Linked DNA regions of Homo sapiens: region 2 is linked to region 1. The links are chromatin contacts, found by Hi-C or POLR2A ChIA-PET in ENCODE. All regions are on one chromosome and are shown on one strand. Each heading gives the region's core, a stretch centred on a gene start or an enhancer-like site at or near the end of the contact. The rest is flanking DNA. Distances are from core to core; before and after follow the strand shown.

What was found. A loop is a pair of places that touch in the nucleus more often than their neighbours do. ChIA-PET counts read pairs that join two places held with the same protein, here RNA polymerase II (POLR2A). Pooled maps may share reads with other maps.
Region 2: a loop to region 1 is called in a map of naive thymus-derived CD4-positive, alpha-beta T cell, with 13 times the contacts of the local background. The contact joins two enhancer-like sites. A Hi-C loop is called at or near these places in 5 of 168 maps with a recorded cell type or tissue (GM12878, HCT116, K562 and 2 more), 15 of 37 single-sample maps with no recorded cell type and 9 of 50 pooled maps. POLR2A ChIA-PET finds 5 or more read pairs at or near these places in 6 of 52 experiments (GM12878, K562, OCI-LY7 and 3 more).

Annotation. Positions count from the first base shown.
Region 1 is chr10:92,210,102-92,212,936 of GRCh38, reverse strand. All of the region lies in intron 2 of CPEB3 (cytoplasmic polyadenylation element binding protein 3), which reads left to right. Among named protein-coding and RNA genes, the nearest start is that of CPEB3, 80 kb to the left of the region's middle. RefSeq lists an enhancer at 1,436-1,605. Within about 2 kb of position 1,501, at least 7 of the 41 ENCODE cell types and tissues checked have a DNase peak (open chromatin) inside an H3K27ac peak, as active enhancers do.
Region 2 is chr10:92,086,531-92,089,365 of GRCh38, reverse strand. The region is part of intron 8 of CPEB3 (cytoplasmic polyadenylation element binding protein 3); the gene reads left to right. Among named protein-coding and RNA genes, the nearest start is that of BTAF1, 160 kb to the right of the region's middle. Within about 2 kb of position 1,450, at least 9 of the 41 ENCODE cell types and tissues checked have a DNase peak (open chromatin) inside an H3K27ac peak, as active enhancers do.

The DNA.
Region 1 (2,835 bases), core at 252-2,751:
TTGAAATTTTTTAAATTTTATTTATTTTTTGTAGAGATGGGGTCTTGCTATGTTGCCCAGGCTGGTCTGGAACTTCTGGCTTTAAGTGATCATCTCACCTTGGCCTCCCAAAGTGCTGGGATTATAGGTGTGAGCCACCATGCTTGGCTGAAATTAATTTTACTAATATATTTTATTTAACCTCTATATGTGAAATGTTATTTCAACACATGATCAATACAAAAATTATTAATGAGATGTTTTACTTTTTTTTGTACTAAGTCTTTGAAATCCGGTGGGTACTTTACAAATACAGCACATCTCAGTTTATTCTAGCGACATTTCAAGTGCTCAATAGCCACATGTGGTTAGTGGCTACTATATTGGACAATGAGGATATATTGTTTTAGGCTGGGCAAAGTGGCTCACACCTGTAATCCCAGCACTTTGGGAGACCGAGGTGAGTGGATCACCTGAGGTCAGGAGTTTGAGACCAGCCTGGCCAACATGGTGAAACCCCATCTCTATTAAAAACACAAAAATTAGCTGGGCAGTGGTGAGTGCCTGTAATCCCAGCTACTTGGGAGGCTGAGGCAGGAGAATTGGTTGAACCTGGGAAGTGGAGGTTGCAGTGAGCTGAAGTTGCACCACTGTACAACTGTCTTGTTGTACACTGTCTTGTTGTACCACTGTCTTGTTGCCTGGGCAACAAGAGTGAAACTCCATCTCAAAAAAAAAAAAAAAAAAGAATTTATTGTCTTAAAACATATATGTTGGAGCTGGGCACGGTGGCTCCTGCCTATAATCCTGGCACTTTGGGAGGCCAAGGTGAGCACATCACTTGAGGTCAGGAGTTCAAAACCAGCCTGGCCAACATAGTGAAACCCCGTCTCTACTAAAAGTACAAAAAATAAAAATAAAAAATTAACCAGGAGTGGTGGCGGGTGCCTGTAATCCCAGCTTCTTGGAAGGCTGAGGCAGGAGAATTGCTTGAACCCTGGAGGTGGAGGTTGCAGTGAGTCGAGATGGCACCACTGCACTCCAGCCTGGGCAACAAAGTGAAACTCCGTCTCAAAAAAAGAAAAAGATATATGATCTTAGAACATATATGTTTGAGCTGGGCGCAGTGGCTCATGCCCATAATTCTAGCACTTTGGGAGGCTGAGGTGGGCGGATCACTTGAGGTCAGGAGTTCAAAACCAGCCTAGCCAACATAGTGAAACCCGGTCTCTACTAAAAATACACACAAAAAAATTAACCTGGTGTGGTGGCGGGCTCCTGTAATCCCAGCTACTTGGGAGGCTGAGGCAGGAGAATTGCTTGAACCTGAGAGGCAGAGGTTGCAGTGAGCCAAGATCGCGCCACTGCACGCCAGCCTGGGCAACAGAGCGAGACTCTGTCTCAAAAAAAAAAAAAAAAAATTATGATATATGTTTGAATGAGCTGTTGTTTAAAACAATTTGAGCTTAGATAGTTTGTGTTCCGTGTCATGATTTGGCACAGTTTATCTGTTCTGAGTCATAGTTTCTGTTTCTATGTGGTTTCTGTTTCATTTCTCACTTTCATGCATAAATCTGTGATCTTCCATTAGCATGCCATTATTAATACACATATACAGAGATATAATCTATAATTTACAAAGACAATGTAAGAGTTTTCTTGGATACTTGATAAATTATCTACCAGACTAAGCCTTCACTTCCAGTAGGTATTGTTTCATCAAATTTTCTAAACAAAAATTGTCTAAAAGTGGCTGAATGCTTATATTGTTCCACCAGTTTTTATTTTATGTGGTGCTTTCTTTATAGCTGACAAAAGCATTTTACATATATTCTCACTTATAAGATATTTCATGGTATTTTCTTTGAGCTTTCATGTTTATAGCTTTTATTTATTGATTTATTTTTTGAGATGGAGTCTCACTCTGTTGCCCAGGCTGGAGTGCAGTGATGTGATCTCAGCTCACTGCAACCTCTGCCTGTATTTATATATGTACCAGGCTCAAGCGATTCTCCTGCCTCAGCCTCCTGAGTAGTGGGATTACAGGCATGTGCCACCACGCCTGGCTAATTTTTGTATTTTTATACAGACTGGGTTTCATCATCTTGGCCAGGCTGGTCTCGAACTCCTGACCTCAAGTAATCCGCCCGCCTTGGCCTCCCAAAGTGCTGGGATTACAGGCATGAGCCACCACGCCTGGCCATATTTATAGCTTTAAATGAAATTGTTTTTATTTAGTATAGATGTTATCAACACAATTATAACATTATTCAAATGAAGAGTAGTTGTTAAAGTCATCATATATCCATTGGAATTGAATTATACCCTCAGTTTTTCCAAGAGACTACAGATTGTTCAATAGTTTATGTATTACCCCTTAAAGTGTGTATGTGTGCGTGTATGTTTATATTTTTCTTCCTTTCTTTTGGTTTCCAGCAACTTTCCTATCCTGCATTATTTCAAAATAATTGCTATTAATTTTTTATACACATTCAGTTCCACTTAGTTGAATGGAATATATTTGCCACTTTCCTTTTTCACAGTTTCATAGTTTGCTGCCTGTAAATCATGCCTGATTTTACTTTGGTTCATTATTACTCCTTCATGAAGACAGAATTGAGGTCCCTTCTGCTTCCATACCATAGTTGATGACCACCTTCATTTGTATCTTTATAGCATCCAGGTGAGGTAGGCATTATTGTTATCCACATTTCTCAAATGAGGAAACTCATACACAGGGAGATTAAATAACTTATTCAATTCTATTGAAATTTGAGTGCTTACAGTGTGCTGTGATTTAAATCTTTTTATTTTTATCTAACTGCAGAGCGGCAGAGCATTATAATTCTGGCTACT
Region 2 (2,835 bases), core at 201-2,700, 120 kb after region 1:
TAGTTTCTAGGTGGCAAAGTAATCTATATTATTGTCTTAGAATTTTACCATTCATCCCAAGACTTCTAGTTTAGAGGGCCATGTTATCAAGACAAAAAGTTAACATCTGCAACTTTTATGTATAATCCTAGGGATTGGGTTTCTTTGAAACACACTGAGCTTTGGGAACTGATGTATACCTTGGAATAGAAGACGTTTTTTAAAGGAATTCATTGTGACTTTGCTAGACAAGCTGAAGTTGAATACAGTACAGTTCACTTGAATGATAAACATTTATTGAGCATCTACTGTATTACTGGCACTGAGAAAATATGTGTCATGCAAAACTGAATATCCCACTATCATGTTAAAGAGGTAATCATTTACAGACAGTCAAAAGATTTCAGAAGAAAACAAATGTGTTTATAGAATGTGAACTCAGAATTAACTGGAGACCAGATTATATTCTTTAACATGATTTTCAAATTTGGTTTTGAAATGCTTTAGAGCATTTTTTATTATTTCCAAGGGATATTCTAGTTATGGAATTTTGGAAAGTCTAAAACTATTTTAAGCATTTTATGTAGACTGATCCTGGACTAGATATGGGTGTCCCTACTCAACAGGTGTGATTTTAGATGTCCAGGTGGATTTTTACCTTATTCAGGGCCAAAAAGTATCCCTTAATATGTCACAGTGACTAAAATGTTATCACTGAAGTGTTATTCCTTTGGATCTTGTGAGTTTTTTTTTTTTAATCTTTGATATTTCCTCATTGTAAGACAAGGACCAATATCACTGATAGTTATTCTGAATACAGGCCTTATCCCTTTAAACAGAAATATACAAACACCTCTTAAAGAAAAAAGGCAACCTATTTTAAGCAGTATTGTCCTGAGTTTCTGGTTCTTTGATAAACCTTCCTTTTAAAAACTCAGGTTGGACCAGCCTGGGCAACATGGTGAAACCCTGTCTCTACAATAAATACAAAAATTAGCCAGGCATGATGGCACACTCCTGTAGTTCCAGCTACTTGGGGGGCTGAGGCAGGAGAACCACTTGAGCCCAGGGAGCTCGGGGCTGCAGTGAGCTGAGATTGCATCAGTGCACTCCAGCCTGGGTGACAGTAAGACCTTATCTCAAAAAAAAAAAAAAAAAAAATTAGGTTGGAAAAAAATCACAGTCCTAGAAAGGAAAAGAAAAGCAAAGCTGAAAATGGGAAAATATCAGTGGAAAATTTAGATGAGCTTACTCATTGCCTGATTGTGGGTTTTTCTATGTCAAATAATACACATTATTACTGTCTCTTCCTTTCATCATTCCCATCGGTGACAATAGCAAGCCAACGATGGTTTGCCTGAAGTCTCCTGGTGTTTATCAGATCTTGTTTTCTTTCTACTCCCCACCTCACCCTGCCCTCACATTAGGAAAGCCTGTAAGTAGACTCACCGTGCCACCATGTGGCTAAAGCTCGCATATTCTTTAGAGTCAGTACAGGGTAATAATGGGCAGTTTGATTCTCCTCCTGCTGCCACCTGGAAGTACAACACGTTGCCACTCTGCTTCATTCACGTAATGTGAATCTCCATACAGAAATAGCCCTGTTGCATATCTCTGTGGCATTAGGACCTCTCCAGAATGCATATCTCTTCACTCTGACAGAAAATAAGTGCCAGACTTGGGGGTTATGATATCACCAGGAAAAAGTAGAGAGTGAGGTATGTGGTCTCTGTACTCTTCCCCAGTTGATTAACATGAGTATTCCTCTGATCCCAAATTTCTTGGTTTTGGCATCTGATGGGAGGACTGCCCCAGTGACCAAGCTTTTGGATCCATTCATTCCCAACCTTGATCAGGCTGGAAAAACTTTCAGTCTTTCTCATTAGAAGCATATAAACTGTTCTTGACTTCATGACTTCCTTAGGCCCTGCAAACAGATCAATCTTGAGAGAGTGCTCATCTGAATCCCCACAACCTACTGTTTTCTCGTTCATCTTTTGGTTCTATCTTTCCTAACAATTGCTGTGATAATTCCTTCCTTTCTTTTTTTCCCCTACCAATATTCTGTGGTGAATCCTGAAATTTCTTTCTCTGCCTTCCCCACCTGCCCTGACTGTTGTGAGGATGGTTTTTCTGTGGGAGGTAAAAATTTGTGAAGTAAATATTCAGAGATATGTGGCATATATCTAGAGAACATATATCCTGAATTTTTCTAAGATCATTTATTTCAGACATTTTATATAAACATTTGATAGTTCACATGTATTAGAAACCATGTCCTGATTTGTGACTTAGGAAACAGGAGTATATTATAACCCTATCCTTTATTGTTGTTTTATGATATGGTTGCAGGCAGAAACCATCCTGTATCAAGTTTTTCAACAGTAGAAGCTTTTTCACCATGTCCTAAGTTCAGTATGGGTTGTCCCGGATAAACTCCAGATTTGGCATACTGACTTGATTAACTGTATTACCTTTAGGGATAAGGGTTTTCCTAATGTTAGTATGTGTTTGTGTCCTCCCTCTGCACCAAAAGCAAACCCTCATCCAAAGCTGATGTCAAACTTTGCCATATCAGTGGCAGGCTGTGTGATATTAGCATAAAACCAAAATAACACTGCAATGAATTGATACTTATAGAGCATAAAACCAGGCCAACTTAAATGTTAAGCAGAGATTCACAGGGTGGGAGAGGGGCAAGAACCCTGGACAAAACTAAACATTTGAATACCACTCTGTCCTCAGCAGTGTGCCCAGAGCTCTCATGGATGTTTAATTCTCACAATGACCCTGTGAGATTGTAAGTGGTAGACTGCGCTTTCGAGATGATGAAGCAGAGTTCAGATAGAGTAACTG